Linked DNA regions of Homo sapiens: region 2 is linked to region 1. A link is an interaction called in ENCODE POLR2A ChIA-PET data of the cell type or tissue named here. Cell type or tissue: CD4-positive, alpha-beta T cell. All regions are shown on one strand. Each heading gives the region's core, and the rest is flanking DNA. Links, peaks and the distances in the headings are about the cores only.

Region 1 (10,327 bases), core at 2,193-7,192:
CAGGAATGTCCCAGTTGCTTCCCTCCTAGACAACATGAGATGTCAACAGAGGCTTCAGCTGCTGGGTGCCTGCCGCTTCACCAGCCCCAGGGAACTGCAATGCTTCCGATGTACACTGCTAATTTTATTTTTGTTGTTTTTTTTTTTTGAGATGGGGGCTCACTATGTTGCCCAAGCTGGAGTGCAGTGGCTCATCACAGGCACAATCATAGTGCACTACAGTCTCGAACTCCTGGGCTCAAGCAATCCTTCCACCTCAGCCTTCCATGTAGCTGGGACTATAGGCGCACACCACCATGCCCAGCCTACTCTCCTAGATTAATATATTTATGTAATATAATAATAGAGATGGAGTCTCACTATATTGCCCAGGCCAGTCTTGAACTCCTGGGCTCAAGCGATCCTCCCACCTTATCATCATACCCGGCCCACTCTCCTATTTATTTATTTTAATAATAGAGATGTGGTAAAGACACATGCACACATATGTTTATTGTGGCACTATTCACAATAGCAAATACTTGGAACCAACCCAAATGTCCATCAATGATAGACTGGATTAAGAAAATGTGGCACATATACACCATGGAATACTATGCAGCCATCAAAAAGGATGAGTTCATGTCCTTTGCAGGGATATGGATGCAGCTGGAAACCATCATTCTGAGCAAACTATCACAAGGACAGAAAACCAAACACTGCATGTTCTCCTTCATAGGTGGGAACTGAACAATGAGAACACTTGGACACGGGGCGGGGAACATCACACACTGGGGCCCATCGTGAGGTGGGGGGCAGGGGGAGGCATAGCATTAGGAGAAATACCTAATGTAAATGACGAGTTAATGGGTGCAGCAAACCAACATGGCACATGTACACCTATGTAACAAACCTGCACACCTATGTAACAAACCTGCACATTGTGCACATGTACCCTAGAAATTAAAGTATAAAATAATAATAACAATAATAAAATAATAGAGATGGGGTCTCACTATATTGCCCAGGCTGGTCTCAAACTCCTGGGCTCAAGTGATCCTCCTGCCTTGGCCTCCTAAAATCCTGGGATTACAGGCATGAGCCACTGCGTCAAGCCTACTCCCCTAATTTTAAAATCCTTCACCTGAGGTTCCACTGCACCATAGCCTAGAAAATATTTCATTCTCAATGGCAATCAAATTATAGTGAATTATAGAGCAAGAAAGCCCAGAAATCACCCCCGCATAAGAACCAATCAGAGATCTTGCAATTCAAAAACAATGAGGCTAGTTGCTCTATATGAAAAATGTTGGCCAGGCACAGCGGCTCACACCTATAATCCCAGCACTCTGAGAGGCTGAGGTGGGTGGATCACCTGAGGTCAGGAGTTCAAGACCAGCCTGGCCAACATGGTGAAACCCTGTCTCTGCTAAATATACAAAAAATTAGCCAGGTGTGGTGGTGCGCACCTGTAATCCCAGCTACTTGGGAGGCTGAGACAGGAGAATCACTTGAACCCAGGAGGCAGAGGTTACAGTGAGCCAAGATTGCACTATTGCACTCCAGCCTGGGCATCAGAGCAAGACTATGTCAAAAAAAAAAAAAAAAAAGAAAGAAAGAAAGAAAGAAAAAGAAAGAAAAACAAAAATGCTGTTGGCTGGGAGTGGTGGCTCACACCTATAATCCCAGCATTTTGGGAGCCCAAGGCAGGAAGTTCGCTTGAGCCCAGGAGTTCAAGACCAGCCAGGGCAACATAGCAAGACCCCTGTCCCTACAAAATACTAAAAAATTAGCCAGGCCTGGTGGCACACACCTATAGTCCCAACTACTTGGGATGATGAGGCGGGAGGATTGCTTTAGCCCAGGAGCTTGAGGTTGCAGGGAGTTATGGTTGTGTACTGCAGCCTGGGTGACAGAGCAAGACCCTGTCTCTAAAAATAAAAAATAAAAAATAAAAATAATATTAAAAAGAAAAATGCTGTCCTTCAGCGATGTCTTAGAAGGGCAGTCAATGCCCCTAGCCAGGAAGGGCGTGTGCCCAGACTGGGTGGCAACCTGGGTCTGGTAAAGTCCCCCAACGTGTAGAGCTGTCATAAAGGGTTTATCCACCATGGGACTGCATCGATCTTTAAGCAAGTTTGGTGAAATCAATGCTTCTTAACCATTCATTTGCCACTAAATACAGCAGCTAATTGCACAGGTTTCTTTGCCCACCTCCGAAATTACTGCTCATTAGTCCTTCTGCTGGAGAGTTGGTAGACTCTCTGCTTTACTGGCAGCTCTATTGAAAGATATGCAGGGGGTGACCAGCCTGGGCAACATGGCGAGACCCTGTCTCTACTAAATGTACAAAAAAAAAAAATTAGCTGGGCATGGTGGCATACACCTGTAGTCCCAGCTACTTGGTAGGCAGAGGCTGCAGTAGCTGTGATTGCACCACTGCATCCCAGTCTGGGTGACAGAGTGAGACCCTGTCTCAAGAAAAAGAAAGACATGCAGGGGGAAAGCTGGAAAAAAGCAGGTACTTGAATTATCTGTGCATTTCATTTTTCTGTGGATTTCATTTTTCTGTGCTTTCTTTGTGGTGTAGGAAAAATGACAGCTGAAAGTGACTAGCCTACTTGGGCACAGATCTCTAGCATAATTGACAGAACATGGTTTCCAAAAGCAGCTAAATGCTTCCTCTTCCCGGAAGGGGAGTGTGCAAGCCTCAAGGTACTATGATTACTCTGGCTGAGAACTCAGCACAGGGATTGACTTCTTACGGAGGGACCGAGGACTCCTCTTAAGGTGGGGAGAAAACTGCTAAGAGGTTCTGCCAAGGGGCCCCTCAGCGAACACCAGAGACCTAGAAGCCAGCCAATGGCCTGAAAAACAGAGTGCACACGATTCTACTCCATTCTTCTACTGCTGGGACGGAAGCAGGAGCTGGCAGAGACCCTGAGCTCGGTTTTCTGAGCTCTGCACGCTCAGTGTTGTGTGTGGCACTGGCGGAGGAGAAGGGAGTTTTTCAAAGCCTCATTTTAACCAGGCTTTCAAAGCACAGAAGCTTCAGCTGGCGTGTTCATCTTTCACTTCCCTTTTCCTCTCCTGTGCCTACACCACCACCTCATGAGTGCCTCCCCCACCCAGACAACCCAAGTATGGCCAAGGGAAATGCTCACTCTGTCACTGTCTAAATCACAATGTTAGGCTGGGGGATCCTGGGGGGACCCTTGCTGCCATTCCAAGGCCCGTGCAATACAGTCAGATATTCTACAGGCTGAAAACGTAAATACAAGGCTAGAAAGCATGATGGACCTTCCTGGATTACAAATCCATAATGGATAGTAAAGGACATTAGGGAGGACTTGGGGTGTACACCTATCCCACTGCAATTTGTTTGATGTCTGTCTCCTCTTCCAGAATGTCTGCCCCACGGGGGAAGGAGCTTGGTAGGATTTGCTCACTGTTGATTCCTATGACGAGAAGAGTGCTCAGCACATAATACTCACTCAACAAATATTTGTGCCCAGGCGCGGTGGCTCATGCCTGTAATCCCAACACTTTGGGAGGCCGAGGCGGGCGGATCACCTGAGGTCAGGAGTTCGAGACCAGCCTGACCAATATGATGAAACCCCGTCTCTACTAAAAATACAAAAATTAGCCGGGCGTGGTGGCGGGCGCCTATAATCCCAGCTACTCGGGAGGCTGAGACAGGAGAATTGCTTGAACCCAGGAGACGGAGGTTGCAGTGAGCCAAGATTGTGCCACTGTATTCCAAGCCTGGGCAAGAAGAGCAAAACTCCGTCTCAAAACAAAACAAAACAATAAAAACAAATATTTGTTAGGTGGTTTTATGGAGGACTGGCCCCCAGACTTGACCCATGGGGACGTGTTATCTGTTACTTCAAGACCAACACCATGGAGAAGGAAAAGGGTCAGAGAAATGGGAAAGAGCAAGAGCCAGAAAATGGTTTGAATCCCAGCCCTGCTCCTTGTGAGCTTAATAACCTCTGGCAGTTTACTTCTCTAAACTCCATTCCCTCATGTGTTAAACAGGCATCGGGTGGGTGTGGTGGCTCATGCCTGTAATCCCAGCACTTTGGGAAGCCAAGGTGGAGAATGGCTTGAGCCCAGAAGTTTCAGAGCAGCCTAGGCGACATGGCAAAACTCCATCTCTACAAAAAAAAAAAAAAATATAGAAAAAATTAGTTGGACGTGGTGGTGCACACCTGTAGTACCAGCTATTCAGGAGGGCTGAGGTAGGAGGATTACTTGATCCTGGGAGGTCGAGGCTGCAGTGAGCTGAGATCACACCACTGCACTCCACCCTGGGTGACAGAGCAAGACCCTGTCTCAAAAAACAAACCCCAAGGCCAGGTGCGGTGACTCACACCTGTAATCCCAGCACTTTGGGAGGCTGAGGCGGGCAGATCACCTGAGTTGGAGACCAGCCTGGCCAACATGGTGAAACCCCATCACTACTAAAAATACAAAAATTAGCCAGGCGTGGTGATGGGCATCTGTAATCCCAGCTACTTGGGAGGCTGAGGCAGGAGAATCATTTGAACCTGGGAGGCAGAGGTTGCACTGAGCTAAGATGGCGCCACTGTCCTCCAGCCTGGTGAAAGAGCGAAACTCTGTCCAAAAAAACCCCAAAAAACCCAAAGTGCCCCGACATCATGGGCCACTGACCCAGGAAACACATGTAAACATGCCAACTGTAGGGCCTGGCATGTAACAGGTGCCGAATAAACTAAATGTTAAGGATTCATGTGGTTTTATTACTCCCCTTCCTCTCAACATGTTCAGGACTCTCATGCCTCAGCAGTCTGTGAACACCAAAAACAACTTGGAGCAAAAGTGTGAACAATGAAGGTTGATTACCCTCAAAAATTAAGTTTGGAGATTTTTGTGTATTTCAAGCACGCATCAGTTCCTTCCTTGTACTCGCATAATATTGGGTTTCTCAGAATCTGTTAGTTCCAACTGTTAAATACAGTTATCTGGGGAGGAAGGGAATTATAAGAAACTAATACCTTCTTCCTTATGTATTTGTGCAATGTTTGTAGACACTTATGGCAAAGGAGGAAAAGATAAATTACAAGTACACAGCATGAGGCCAGGTGCGGTGGCTCATGCCTATAAGCCCAGGACTTTGGGAGGCCAAGGCAGGTGGATCACTTGATGTCAGAAGTTCAAGACCAGCCTGGCCAATATGATGAAACCCCGTCTCTACTAAAAATACAAAAACTAGCCCAACATGGTGGTGCCTGCCTGTAATCCCAGCTACTTGGGAGGCTGAGGCAGGAGAATCACTTGAACCCAGGAGGTGAAGGTTGCAGTGAGCAGAAATCACACCACTGCCCTCCAGCCTGGGCAACAGAGTGAGACTCTGTCTCAAAAAACAAAAAAAAAAAACAAAACAAAATACACAGCATGGAGGAGAATATCTGTGTAGAGGGCCACCTGCTTCACTGGCAAGAGGTTAGGAGAAGCTCTCAGGACCCTGGATGGTTTCAATAACGGATAGATCAATGGCCTAAACTTTAATCTCCCGCGGAAAGGACTCTCCCAGAAATCATCCTTATTCACCTGCCTCAAATGGAAGTTCTAGGATGTTTGCACCTGGAATGAGCAACACCAAGGAGGATAGGGCTGGAAAGGAGACTTCACCCAAACCAACCGGCCCTGCTGCCTGGTTTAGACCCTCAAGGAGGAGAGCTCGGGGCCCAGAGTTGCTCATTCTCTATTGCATGGCAGTTCCCAGATCCCAGGCTTAGAAACCTGTTTTTTTGTTTGTTTGTTTGTTTTTTGTGTTTTTTTTTTGAGATGGAGTCTCGCTCTGTCGCTCAGGCTAGAGTACAGTGGCGCGATCTTGGCTCACTGCGACCTCCACCTCCTGGGTTCAAGCGATTCTCCTGCCTCAGCCTCCTGAGATGGGATTACATGCATGTGCCACCATGCCCAGTTAATTTTTGTATTTTTAGTAGAGACGGGGTTTCACCATGTTGGTCAAGCTGGTCTCGAACTCCTGATCTCGTGATCTGCCCGCCTGGGTCTCCCAAAGTGCTGGGATTACAGACATGAGCCACCACACCTGGCCAAGAAACCTGTTTTATCAGCAGAGGTGGCAACCCAGAGAGCTTTCTGTCATGAGAAAAGCTCTACTGCTTCCGTTGGACAGAAGGGCACTGCCAGCTCCAGCAGCAACACACTCCTGCCGTGGTGGTGAATCCTGATGCCTGAGATGGGCACTGGAGACTCCTGAGGTAGGAATGACCCAGCCAGGAGCCCCACAATCCCTGCAAATGCCAACCTTCTTCTCCCCACAACTGTCACGAACTGAACACCAGCTCTTGCCTTTCCACATTAAGGCTTGTGTGGACCACTCTGCCTCTTACTCAATGTTTCCAGACCTAACATTTGTGTCAGCTGGCAGCAGAATTTTAGTTTTGCTGGGAATTTCTTTTCACACTGGGCTCCAGCTGGATGAGTTCTGAGGGAGACCACTGCTCCATCTGAAGCTCCGGAGTGTTAGCCATAATGGCAGAATGACCACAGACAGTCAGCCCCGTCTGAACAGCCTGTTGCTGCCAGATGGTGACCTGTTTCTGTTAAACCCCAGTGAGTTTCTGCCTGGCCTCAAATCATCACACAGGGCCTTTCAATCTGGATAGGCCTAAGCCATGGCCAAACCATGGAGAGAGCGAGCCCAGGTTGTTCTGTGATGGGATGGAAAGGACCACACAGTGTCACAAGGTTTCCAACAGAAACCTGACGTCAGAGAAGCATTTCGTAAAAGGAGAACCATATCTTAAAAGTGAACGGGCATGGGTCCGGGTGAGATGGCTCATGCCTGTAATCCCAGCACTTTGGGAGGCCAAGGCGGGCGGATCACTTGAGACCAGGAGTTCAAGACCAGCCTGACCAACATGGTGAAACCCCATCCCTACTAAAAATACACAAATTAGCCAGGTGTGGTGGTGGGCACCTGTAATCCTAGCTACTCAGGAGGCTGAGGCAGGAGAATCTCTTGAACCCAGGAGGTGGAGGTTGCAGTGAGCCGAGATTGCGCCACTGCCCTACAGCCTGGGCAACGGAGAGAGACTTTGTCTCAAAAAAAAAAAAAAAAGTGTGGCTAGGCACGGTGGCTCGCGCCTATAATCCCAGCACTTTGGGAGGCCAAGGCAGGTGGATCACTTGAGGTCAGGAGTTCAAGACCAGCCTGACCAACATGGTGAAACCCCATCTCTACTAAAAATACAAAATTATCTGGGCATGGTGGTGCATGCCTATAATCCCAGCTACTTGGGAGGCTGAGGCAGGAGAATCACTTGAACCAGGGAGAAGGAGGTTGCAGTGAGCCGAGATCGTGCCACCGTGCTCCAGCCTGAGTAACAAGAGCAAAACTCCATTAAAAAAAGAAAAAGTGAATGGGGCATGGACACAGTGGCTTGCACCTGTAACCCCACACTTTGGGAGGCTGGAGTGAGAGGAAGGCTTGAGGCCAGGAGTTCAAGACCAGCCTTAGCAACACAGGGAGACTCAGTCTCTACAAAAAAACCAAAAAACGAAAAAAGTGAATGGGCAGGGCTCAGAAAAAGCAGTTATCACTTCTCCACTAGTATCTCCTCCTGAGCCTGGGTGGAGTTACTCATGGGGTCAGGATCCCTCTGTGCACGACATGGTTTCCGGGTTAGGGACCTTCAGGTCCCTCCCCGCCCTCACCAGACAGCCTTTACTCTGGGAGAGAGGAAAGAAGGGAAATAGCTACTGAGAATTTAGGAAAAGGAGGAAGAGGAGCAGGCAGAAGGCACACTGACCCTTAACACTTCAGTTTGTAACGTGTGTGTAGATACTATTTTATGTAAATCTTTGTCCTGGTGACTCAGGTCCTTAGGGATTTTGAGAACATTTAAAACTCTTATGAGTTTTTCTGTAAAGCCACAGAGAACAAAACTATTGATCTAAACCAAATAGTCAATACAATTTTTACATCTACCTACCTACCAGTCCCTCTCCAGGAATGAGCTACCCCAGCTAATTTTTTTTTTCCCCCGCCGAGACAGGGTCTCACTCTGTCACCCAGGCTGGAGTGTAATGGCATGATCCTGGCTCACTGCAGCCTCGAACTTCTGGGCTCAAGTGACCCTCCTGCCTCAGCCTCCTGAGTAGCTGGGACTATAGGCATGTGCCACCATGTCCACCTAATTTTTTATTTTTATTTTTGAAGACACAGGGTCTCATTATGTTGCACAGGCTGGTCTTGAATTCCTGGACTCAAGTGATCCTCCCACCTCAGCCCCGCAAAGTGCTGGGATTATAGTTGTGAGCCACTATGCCCACTGCCTCGCCTCCCCGCCCCCAGCTAATTTTTTTGTACTTGCAGATCTAACCTATCTCAGGAGTAGAAAAATGAGAAAAAGTTCACCATGCAAGGCAGCCTTTTCAACTGCACAGACAGGCTGGGCTGAACAACAGCTGTGGCTCATTCACCAGCGCCAGTAAATCCCGATCCCGACTAGGGACTGGGAGACTCCTGCTCAAGGCAGTGTGCCTGGCCAGAAATAGAACTTCACTCAGAGCCGACGCCGGTGAGGCACTGTCTGCCCAAACCGAAGTGGGTGGGAGACTGAGGCGAGAGAAGGTTGTCAGGACCCAGGAACTGAGAGATGGTTACCCTATTACAATTCATTTATCCCTTTTAAAGGGTAGGAGAACAGGGGCAATTACTTTTCATTTTATGTACTTCTGAGCTATTTGTGTGTTTTTAAAAACAACTATTTTCTTAGAATAATTTTACGGCCAAGTGCAGTGGCTCATGCCTGTAATCTTAGCACTTATGCAGGCCGAGGTGGGAGGATCACCTGAGCTCAGGAGTTCGAGACCAACCTGGGCAACATAGTGAGACCTTGTCTCCACACTAAAAAATTAAAAATTAGCTGGACGTGGTGGCATATGTCTGTAGTTCCAGCTACTCAGGTGGCTGAGGCGGGAGAATCGCTTGATCCCAGGAGTTGAAGGCTACAGTGAGCCATGATGGTGCCACTGTACTCCAGCCTGGGCCACAGAGTGAAACCCTGTCTCAAACAAACACACACACAAAAAGAATCATTTTTCATTCTCTTATCCTACTCAGTGTCCCTTGCAGGATGCAATGTCATTGCCTTAGGGAATCTTCCCTGATCGTCTCCAAAGCAAACCTCCCTGCCAATTCTTTATCACATTGCTTTAATGCCTTCATAATGCTTACCATGATCTGAAATCATCTCTGTATTTGTCTACGAATTTATCACCTTCTTTTTCTTCTAGAATGTCAGCTCCATGAGGGCAGATACTCATCTGCCTGTTCATATGAACCTTCCTAGGGCCTATGATGGTGAGGTTCTAGGGAAGGTGCTCACTAAATAGTTTTGAATAACTGAATACAGGGACACATGATGGGATTTACAAGTGTCCACATTCACTCCACAAGCCTAATGTGCAAAAACACAGCTACAATAGAGATTTGGTTAACTATAGCACTGGTGCACCAACTTCTCTGGAAGTAATCCCTGGCCTACCTTGGCAAGGACTTTTTCATATGAACACATGCGTCGTATGCGAACTACTGCCTGTGGGCTAAAACCAGCCTGATACCTATTTTTGTAAATAAAGTTTTATTGGAACAAAGCCACACTCATACACATTTGGTTGCTTTTGAGCAGAACTGAGCAGTTTCAACAAAGACTATACGGCCTGAAAATATTTGCCATGTGGCCTTTTAAGAAAAAGTTGGAGCTTGAAGAAACAGCAGTGTAGTATAAGACTCTCACTGAAGCCGGAGGCAGTGGCTCACGACTGTACTTTGGGAGGCCAAGGTGGGTGTATTACTGGAAACCAGGAGTTTGAGACCAGCCTGGCCAACATGGTGAAACCCTGTCTCTACTAAAAATACAAAAATTAGCAGGGCGTGGTGGTCTGTGCCCGTAATCCCAGCTACTTGGAGGTTGAGGCACGAGAATTGCTTGAACCCAGGAGGAGGGGGTTGCAGTGAACCAAGATCATGCCACTGCACTCCAGTCTGGGTGACAGAGCAAGACTGTCTCAAAAAAACAAAACAAAAAAAAAAAAAACCTCGGCTGGGTGCGGTGGCTCACACCTGTAATCCCAGCACTTTGGGAGGCCGAAGCAGGCAGATCACCTGAGGTAGGGAGTTTGAGGCCAGCCTGGCCAACATGGCGAAACCCTGTCTCTACTAAAAATACAAAATTAGCCAGGCGTAGTGGCTCATGCCTGTAATCCCAGCTACTTGGGAGGCTGAGGCTCGAGAATCACTTGAACTTGGGAGGCGGAGGTTGCAGTGAGCTGAGATCGTGCCACT
Region 2 (10,327 bases), core at 1,827-6,826, 220 kb before region 1:
ATTGCTGGAGCATTAATTGGGGGTTGTGGTTCTCTATAAGTTTGCTGTGGCTGAACCAAGAAAGAAGGCATGTGCAGATTTCTACAGAAGTTACGATTCTATGAAAGATTTTGAGGAGATGAGAAAGGCTGATATCTTACAAAATGTTATCTCCCAGCCTGGGCATGGTGGCTCACACATGTAATCCCACCACTTTAGGAGGCCACGGCAGGTAGATCACCTGAGGTCAGGAGTTTAAGACCAGCCTGGCCAACACGGTGAAACCCCGCCTCTACTAAAAAATACAAAATTAGCTGGGCATGGTGGCGGGCGCCTGTAATCCCAGCTACTCAGGAGACTGAGGCAGGAGAATCGCTTGAACCCAGGAGGCGGAGGCTGCAGTGAGCCAAGATCGCACCACTGCACTCCAGCCTGGGTGACAAGAGTGAAACTCTGTCTAAAAAAATAATAATAGTATATCCCAAGATTACAAAGCTGTGACCAAAATATTTTCATTTTTAAACTGACTCTAATTTTAAGTCATAAAGGAACAGAAAACTTCTTGTACCCCTTAATCTAACAATGACTTGCATAATATAAAAAGTGATTCAAATTAAGACTTCCTAATAGAATTAAACTGCTAGCAGACGACATCCATATTCTAGTAATCCCCAAGGTATTTCTGATGTGCACTGTGATCACAAAACAATCATACACTAATTTGCTGCTTCTATTTTTGGAGACAGGGTCTCACTCTGTCACCCACGCTGGAGTACAGTGGCGTGATCTCGGCTCACCGCAGCCTCTGCTTCCTGGGCTCAAGTGGTTCTCCAGCCTCAGCCGCCTGAGTAGCTGGGACTACTGGAGCAAGCCACCAACGCCCAGCTAATTTTTGTATTTTTATAGAGACAGGGTTTCACCATGTTGCCCAGGCTGGGCTTAAACTTCTGAGCTCAAAGTGATCTGCCCACCTCACCCTCCCAAAGTGCTGAGATTATAGGTGTGAGCCACCATGCTCAGCCTGCTGCTTCATTTTTACAAACATTTTTCTCTTCCAGATTTTCCTTTCAATCCACAGGACTAGAGATGGCATTAAAACAGAACCCAATGAACAAAGAAAGATAAAAATGGGTAAGAGCCAGCCTGGGCAACATGGCAAAACACCACCTCTACAAAAAACACAAGAGTTAGCTGGGCGTGGTGGGACATGTCTGCAGTCCCAGCTACTCAGGAGACTGAGAGATGGGAGGATCACTTGAGCCCAGGAGGTTGAGGCTGCAGTGAGTCGTGATCATGACACTGCACTCCAGGCTCGGAGACAGAGTGATACTCTGTCTCAAAAAAAAAAAAAAAAAAGAGGTAAGAAAATATATATGTGTAAACAAAGGACATATATTACATTTTTACACACGTATATAGAACCATACCCAATGGGATTCTCTGGATTATCTTTTAGCAAGAGCTAAAAGCACACAACAATGTTCATTCATTACACCATTAAATATCACCTTTCCAAATATAATCTGTACTATGCTTTATGTGTTATGACAAAGACCTAAAATTGTTTACATAGTAAAAGCAACATACCACAATTTCTCCAAAGCGCTGGAAGATGTTGCGAAGGTCATGGTAAGTAGTGGTTTTTTCAAGGTTGCCAATAAAGAGAGTTCTTGTTGCTTTGGGGTGAAATTCATCTATCCTTTCATCCAAGGGGCGAAATTCATTTTCACTTTCTGTTTCTGTAAGTGGAATGGGGGCCGAGTAAAAAGAGAAGACAGTATTTTAATGCATATTTATATATCATGGAAAAATCTACATTTAAAAAACAAAATGTCTGAAATAATGGGCTTGAATACTCACATAAACTGAAATATCATAAACACCTTCAGAAATAGCCACCCCTTATTAACTCTAAAGCAAAAAAGGAATACAAAGGCTAAATAAACGTTTCAAAAAAAAATTAAGGCTAAAGTAACACTTTGTTTAACCTTTAAAATTAAAAATAAACTGATTTAAATCTGCTAAATTAGCTGGGAAGGGTGGCTCATGCCTGTAATTCCAGCACTTTAAGATGTCAAGGTGGGAGGATCGCTGGAGCCCCAGAGTTTGAGACTAGCCTGGGCAACATGTTGAAACCCCATCTCTACCAAAAAAAATACAAAAAATTAGCCAAGTATGGTGGCGCACGCCTGTATTCTCAGCTATTTGGGAAGCGGAGGTGGGAGAATAGCATGAGAATGGGAAGTTGAGGCTGCAGTGAACTGTGATCACGCCACTGCACTCCAGGCTGGGTGATGGCAGTGAGAGAACCTGTCTCAAAAATAAAATAGAAAAAATAAAATAGATAGATATCTTTGCTAAGGTGATCTGTTGTTTTTGGGACAGAGTCTCGCTCTGCCACCCAGACTGGAGTGTACTGGCAGGATCATGGCTCACTGGAGCCTCAACCTCCCAGGCTCAAGCAATCCTCCAACCTCAGCCTCCTAAGTAGCTGGGACCACCAGTGCATGCCACCATGCCTAGCTAGTTTTTCCACCCCCCCAGCCTGTTGCCCAGGCTGGTCTCTGGGCTCAAGCAATCCTCCTGCCTCAGCCTCCCAAAGTGCTGGGATGACAGGCGTGAGCCACTGCACTTGGCCTGATTTGTTTTAAAAATAATCACTGACACAGAAATAGATTTTAAACCCCAGCAAAAATGGTAATTAATTATTTGAGCCTAATCCTAGTTTCCAAAATTACGTAGCAGGCTCTCAATTTGGCGTATAAAACTATACTCTGAAATAGACATAAAAACTCAGCTGAAAATAGTCCACCTTCATTGTTTAATTTCATTTACTTTTCAACATTTTATAAGATATTTAGCATTTCGCCCCTCTCATACTAACACAATAAATCAACTGTCTAAATACGGAAATTTTAGATATAAGAGTAACTATGAAAACAGATTAAAGCAATATGTTTTAAATTATCTTTTGATATTGCATGGTCCCCAGTGACAAACAGAAATGATTGTTACGGCTTCTTCTTCTTCTTTTTTTTCTTTGAGATGGAGTTTCACTCTTGTCACCCAGGCTGGAGTGCAGCGGAGCAATCTCGGCTCACTGCAACCTCTGCCTCCTGGGTTCAAGCAATTCTCCTGCCTCAGCCTCCCAAGTGGCTGGGATTACAGGTGCCCGCCATCATGCCTGGCCAAATTTTTGTATTTTTAGTAGAGACGGGGTTTCGCCATGTTGGGCAGGCTACTCTCGAACTCCTGACCTCAGGTGATCCGCCCGCCTCAACCTCCCAAAGTGCTGAGATTACAGGTGTGAGCCACGACGTCCAGCCTCTATTTTTTATGGTCAAAAGCAATGGCTTAATTTCTAATTTATCATAGCCTTTCTCTGAAGCTCCATTTATAAACTTGGTCTAGGGCAGGAACGCTCAAGGTTTTGTTGATAACAATTATAGGAAACTACTGTGTGTTCTTTTTTCTTAATGTAAAACAAAGCCATCCAAAAAATTAATATTTAATCAACTTTACTGAAATGAAGCATTTAGAGCCAGCCATTGAACATTACTGATAATGTCAACAACACTGGTATTTTTAAAAACTCAATTTCAGGGACCTTGAGTTAAGTCAGAATACATCTCACTTCTGAGTCCAGACTGATGGCTCCAATGGTAGCTCAACTAATGTTACCCCTTTCGATCAATCAGACTATGATGTACTTTCACATGAAACTCAGGTGGACTCAGAAACTACCCAGGACTCATAATAGCTGTCTCCATATATTCTGCATATCTCAAAGGAACATATCTCATTTTAAGCTCAATTTGGTCTTAATTTAAATGTGCACAGACATTTAATAATATTTCAAAAAATTCAGATAGAATATTGAGGTTTGTGCTCCGAAAGGCAGAAACACAAGAAGAAAGCATGATTTGCAACTATTAAAATCTGTAACGGCTTCATTCCCACCAAATGGCCTGCCTGGTGCATTTTCTTTCTTTCTTTTTTTCTCCCCCTTGGAGACAGGGTCTTGCTCTGTTGCCCAGGCTGGAGTGCAGTGGTGGGATCATAGCTTACTGCAGCCTCAAACTCCTGGGCTTAAGCAATCCTCCCACCTCAGCCTGGCTACCTGGCTGATTTTTTATTTTTTGTAGAGATGGGGTCTCCCTTTGTTGCCCAGGCACATCTCAAACTCCTGGGCTCAAGCGATCCTCCTGCCTCAGCCTCCCAAACTGTTTACAGGCATGAGCTTGGTCAGGCATGGTGGCTCATGCCTATAATCCTAGCACTTTGGGAGGCCAAGGCAGGAGGATCGCTTGAGCCCAGGAGGTCGAGGTTTTGGTGAGCCATGATTATGACACTACACTCTAGCCTGGGTGGCAACAGAGTGAGACCCTGTCTCCAATCAATCAATCAATCAATCAAGGTGTGAGCCACCACGCTCAGCAGTAAATTTTCAAGATCGGAAATTCAGTTAGCAAAAAAAAAAGTTTTCCACGTGTAGTCCACTTAACCTTCACAACCAGTCAAAGTCTTAATGCCTACACACCTTTGGGAAAAAACTTCTTGAACTTGTAATTTCATGTTTAGGGGATTGTAATGCAATGTATGGGAAAAGAAATCTTAGAAGCCACCAATGGGTCTATATGCAAAGTTAGGTTTCTTGGATTTGGATCTTTGAAAATAATCCTTGACCTAAGCAATCAGCTCAATACATTTCAATATAACATTAATGATTTAACCATCTGAGAGCATAATTCCAACCTAGTCTCCATACTCAAAATTCAACTGCTTTCACATATCCCATTTAACTGGTTTTAATGTTGTCCTATCTGGGAAAAGTAGTTAGCTTTTCTATACTTGAACCAACCAAACTTCTCAAAATTTTCACTGGCAAGTAGGTAAAGCCTATTTCCTAGGTGCTAAATAACTAGGTTAAAAGCTTTTTACAGTAAAAATCTCAAGCTAGCCCTACCATCTAGAGATAAAAGTTACATACTGAATGCCCCTGGATGAGATCCTCCTTACTTAATAATTATAATTGGCTCTAGAAACATATATGACATTCTAAATGTTTCTCAAGCCGTTCTGACCTGTTCCAAATGTGTTAAATTTTAAAGAACTCCTGGAGTTGCTCTTAGCTTAGTAAAATTTAGGGCAATCCATCTCAAACTTGATGGAAGAAGGACTGTGAAGGCTTAACCTATTATCCTTTGAAAAGATAATATTCCTTTGAATTGTTATGTTTCATTGTAACATCACAGAGTGACCATTTTGCAGTGGTCACCCTAACAATTCCGTGCCAGTTTTACCATACAAATAACATATTTGTGCATCCTCACCAGGGGAACTACATTTTTTTCTTTTTAATTATCTAATAAATGAATATTACAAGAATATTCATATTTATCCTATAACAGGCCATGTTTACCCTATAAATTCCACTTAAAGTCTTAAAGTTCAAGTGTCTCAGCTTCATAAAGTGACTATAAATTTTTAATGTTTCTATTGATTCCTTTACAAATTTATTCACAAGTTCTGTTAAATCAGGGGTTCCCAAACTTAAGTGTATAAACTCTGAATCAGTAAGCTGGGGCAGGGTTAAAGAGCCTGCATTTTTAAACAAGTACTGCAGGCGGTCCTGAAACAGGAGAAATGCCAATGCAAGCCACGTGTGAGAAGATTTCCTGCCTTATAACAGGTTCCACAGGTAGGTTCAAGATAATAAATGTTCCCTGGAAATTCTCAGTGGGTTGCACCCATAAGGCTTATTCCTGTTACTCTGTCTTCAAGGTCATGCAAGCTGGAAAAACAGACCCAACTTGTATTGGACATAATAGAAATAAAACTGGTCTAACAAGTCCCCCACATCAATATTAAGTAATTTGTTTCTTTTTTCTTTTTATTTATTTATTGAGATGCAGTCTTGCTCTGTTGCCCAGGCTGGAGTGCAGTGGTGCAATCTCAGCTCACTACAACCTTGACCTCCCGGGTTCACACGATTCTCCCGCCTCAGCCTCCCAAGTAGCTGGGATTACAGGCGTGCGCCACCACGCCCAGCTAATTTTTGTATTTCTAGTAGAAACAGGGTTTCACCATGTTGGCCAGGCTGGTCTTGAACTCCTGACCTCAGATGATCCACCCACCTCAGCCTCCCAAAGTGCTGGGATTACAGGCATGAGCCACTGCGCCCAACCAGAAGTAGTTTCCTTTCCAATTCAAGGTAATTCTGTTGTCACACTCCTAGGAGCTACCTCCTAGTTTTGATAAATTCAATCCTTTTGGGAAGGCTGGACTCAATAAGGGTCTACACAGTTCTGCCTTTCAGACTCTTAACAGTCAGCAAGGCTCCATTACAGCAACAGAAAAATCTATCCTCCCTAACCAAAACAATGTTTTTTATTAAGTTGAACAATAAATAGAACCATCTTTTAAAACAGAAGACAATGGAAATATGTCAATAAATAAAGCCAGAATAGTGTCCTCATTCAGGATCATATGCTGCCCTCTCATACACTGCAACACAAACAGTGTGTGTGATGAGTAACTCAAACTCAGCTTGCTTGTGTCTTACCTGGACCTATCCATGCTGTTACTTCAATCTGCATGCCAAAGAAAAGTTTTCCTTTTGATGCAGTCAAGGCTTTTTCTTGGTCCTCTTGCTGCCGAAAGAATACCAGACCATACCTCTCTTCTGAAGTTCCATGTATCTGCACTGAAGTTACTTTTCCAAATTTCTTAAATTCATGGAAAAGGCCATCTTTAAGGCTTGTATCTAAATTCCCAAAAAAAACCAAGTTATTAATTCTTCTAATTTAATTATAACTAAATAAGCAACCTACTAAATCTTTAGCCTGATTTTCTCATTTTTTTGTTCATGTCAGACAGGTAATATACTAATGTCATAACAAGGTCTGAGGGAGGCACACCTCACACAGCATGAAAACCCAATCATCATGCTTATGAACCACAAAAGGATCTAGCTTGAGATTTGACTTAAATTTTATTGTCATTAAAACATTACTTTTTCAAACAAAAAAGCTCTAAAAACACGGTTTCGAGATTATTGTACAATTCTGAAAATAAACTGTTAGATGATAGTATTGGTTATTTTGTTAGGTAAGAATGATACTGTGGTTATCCAGAAAAATGCCCTTATATATTATAGATATATACATAAATATACGTGTGTAAATAGGTATGAAATAAAACAACATCAAGGATTCACCTTAAAGGTAAAAAAAAAAACAAAAAACAGTAGGAAAGCAGGAAGACAGGAAACAGATAAAGCAAAAATGCAAAATGATGATTTCTGAATCTTGGATATTATATAAGGGGAGTTCATTTTGCTATTCCTTCTACTTTGGGGTAGGTTTCATAATAAAACTTTTACATGTCTGTTTATAAAGTGTTAAAGACTTGAAATGGAAAGGCATCGTCTATCTTTCCAAGGATCATCTCAATGATAAAATTGTGTGAGAAGTGTCATGTAGCATGCTAAACAATTTTAGTATCCTTTACAGATGAATCATACCATCTGGGGGTCTTGTGTTAATTTGCTTTATTAGAAATATAAAAGGTGTATAGAAAGGCAAGCCAATTTTACTCCCTTGTCCATTTCTAAATTACCAAGTACTCTAAATCAAAAGCTCATCAACATTAGTATCTCAATAACTCTATTCACAAACCTGATACATAAGTTTTTAGGCTATTTTAGTAAATAATTTTTTTTTTTTTTTTTTTTTTTTTTTAGAGACAGAGTCTCGCTCTGTCGCCCAGGCTGGAGTGCAGTGGCCTGACCTCAGCTCACTGCAAACTCCGCCTCCTGGGTTCACGCCATTCTCCTGCCTCAGCCTCCCGAGTAGCTGGGACTACAGACGCCCGCCACCACGCCCAGCTAATTTTTGTATTTTTAGTAGAGACGGGGTTTCACCATGTTAGCCAGGATGGTCTCGATCTCCTGACCTCGTGATCCGCCCGCCTCGGCCTCCCAAAGTGCTGGGATTACAGGCATGAGCCACCGCGCCTGGCCCCTATTTTAGTAAATAATTTAAGCAATCACTGAAATACACTTAGCTAAAAAATACTTAATTTGGTCTTTGTTGGCATGACTATCTACTAATAGTTTTAACTTGTTTACATGCTCAACATGACCAATGTAGGAGTAACAGTATATTACGGTCAGCTGTCAATTAAAAATATTACCAGTAGAGACCACAGAATAGCTTAAGCAGACTTTTCCATTATTCATGGCTTTCCTCATTTAAAACGTTAATATTTCGAAATGGGTTTTCCATTATAATTTTATGCCCAAAGTTATTTCAATGTAATGCAGTATCATACCTCATTCCTCAGTAGTAGCACAGAGGAAAGGACATTCACACAAAATTTTACCTGTAGAGCGTACTGGAAGATTCTGGACCTTGATGCCAAAACTTTTACGGGGCTCATCTTTTTCCAGAGATGAAAGCAACTGGGAAGTGGGTGCAGGGACTGCTGCAGACTGAACTGATCGAGCTGGAGAATCATCACTTGAACTACTGCTGGAATCACTGCTGCAAAAAGGCAACAACAACAAACTTTAGTGAAAAGACAAACAGAAAATGAGCAGCATTAGAAAACTTCTTAAAATAACTAATAGGTCTAAATTTTCAGACTGGAATTTCTGGAGGCCCTGCATTCTACACATCTATCTCGTACTCTACCTTCAGAGGTGGCAGAAGACAATAAATATGCAGGAGCACAAAAGTATAATCTTCATTTACCACCACATACCACCAATGCAAGTGTTGCATTCTATTAATAACTTGAACTTTTTTTTTTCAAATGAAGTAAGACTAGTGAATTCAATTCACTTAGTGTAATAATAATAATAGTGCGTATATGGGTTTGGGATTCAGAGGTCTAGATTCAAATCTTGGATCAGACATATAGCACATGTCCGTGGACAAATCACTTAACACCTTTGAAATGGGTTTCCTATCATAATTTTATGCCTAAAGTTACCACATGGAACACAGGACTATCAGCCAACATAATGAAACTAAATGAAAATAGTATTTCTAAAATTGCATCATACCCAATTTCCCCCAATATCAAGTGTGTAAAATGAAAATAATTATAATAGTACCTATATCACAGGGTTAAGAATTAAATAAAACAGATGGGGCTCAGTGGCTCACGCCTGTAATGCCAGCACTTTAGGAGGCCAAGGCGGGTGAGGTCAAGAAACTGAGATCATCCTGGCCAACATGGTGAAAACCCGTCTCTACTAAAAATATAAAAATTAGCTGGGTGTGGTGGCGTGCGCCTGCAGTCCCAGCCACTCGGGAGGCTGAGGCAGGAGAATGGCGTGAACCTGGGAGGCAGACGTTGCAGTGAGCCAAGATCGCATCACTGCACTCCCGCCTGGGTGACAGAGCAAGACTCCATCTTAGAAAAAAAAAAAGAATTAAAGAAACGCAAAAGTTTAGAGAGTTTGGAATATGACAGGTATCCAATAAATAAAACAGGGCCGGGTGTGGTGGCTCACACCTATAATCCCAGCACTTTGGGAGGCAGAAGTGGCAGGATCGCTCGAAGCCAGGAGTTTGAGACCAGCCTGGGTAACAGAGTCAGGCCTTGTCTTTAAAACAAACAAAACAAACAAATAAATAAATAAATGAAGCAGCACTGCTCAGTTACTGTTAGTAGTAGTAGTAGTAGCACTACTACCTCATGGGTAATTTTTAGGAAAACAATACCCAAAATAATTTTCCAGGTAGGTGCAATTTTTAAATTACTGAAGGACTAATGAATAAATATTATGTAAGTTACTAGATCATGTTACTTTAGGCTTTCTTCACTGTGATAACATGGAAAGGTGAGAGTTAATGAAACTAATCTCTTCAGTTTAATAAAATCCTCAAACAGAAAGAGAGTCAACTGAAGGACAAGAAGGAAATGCTACTTACACAGTCAAATTAAGAAAAAAATACATTTAAATAAGTTTATTATGCCTTACTTCTCTATGCAAGTTCATAGAAAAAAACTTTATTATGCCTAAGAACTATGTGAGAAACATAAAATTCTCTTTTCAGTACTGGACATGCAAGACTTTTGTGGCTTGCTTTTATGGCATTCTCAAATAGGTTAATAAAAAGTTATTTACAGATTTTGCTATCTTTCTGAAATTTTGCTTCATATTCTCCCCCATGTTATAGAGGCCTCACTTTTCAAGCAAATCATTTTGAGTGGTGAATCCATCTTAAGCACACTAGCTACAGGAAAAGACCCAGGGTAGTTTCTGTCTTTGCACTAGAACTACAGCTCTCATATTCAGGACAATCACTAATCCATTCAGACAAATGAGTCCAAG

The links. Peaks named below come from ENCODE experiments on the same cell type or tissue, not always from the same donor. Only the 100,000 strongest peaks of a DNase experiment are listed, where the experiment ranks them.
Region 2: POLR2A ChIA-PET joins it to region 1 with 12 read pairs; 2 of 35 experiments call an interaction of 5 or more read pairs at or near these places.

Annotation. Positions count from the first base shown.
Region 1 is chr1:15,689,812-15,700,138 of GRCh38, reverse strand. All of the region lies in intron 1 of PLEKHM2 (pleckstrin homology and RUN domain containing M2), which reads right to left. Among named protein-coding and RNA genes, the nearest start is that of PLEKHM2, 11 kb to the right of the region's middle. RefSeq lists enhancers at 2,824-2,893, 2,964-3,023, 3,034-3,083, 3,094-3,143. In CD4-positive, alpha-beta T cell, for the core only: no CTCF peak of the experiment used is centred there; a DNase peak (open chromatin) is centred at 3,018; H3K4me3 peaks cover 1,121 bases; H3K27ac peaks cover 1,665 bases.
Region 2 is chr1:15,907,519-15,917,845 of GRCh38, reverse strand. SPEN (spen family transcriptional repressor) reads right to left here. Exons shown (of 15, transcript NM_015001.3): 4 at 8,365-8,525; 5 at 6,545-6,745; 6 at 1,567-1,718. It overlaps LOC124904815 (small nucleolar RNA U13), which reads right to left and starts at 6,949; the gene lies at 6,849-6,949. RefSeq lists silencers at 5,646-5,846, 10,066-10,266. In CD4-positive, alpha-beta T cell, for the core only: no CTCF peak of the experiment used is centred there; no DNase peak of the experiment used is centred there; H3K4me3 peaks cover 145 bases.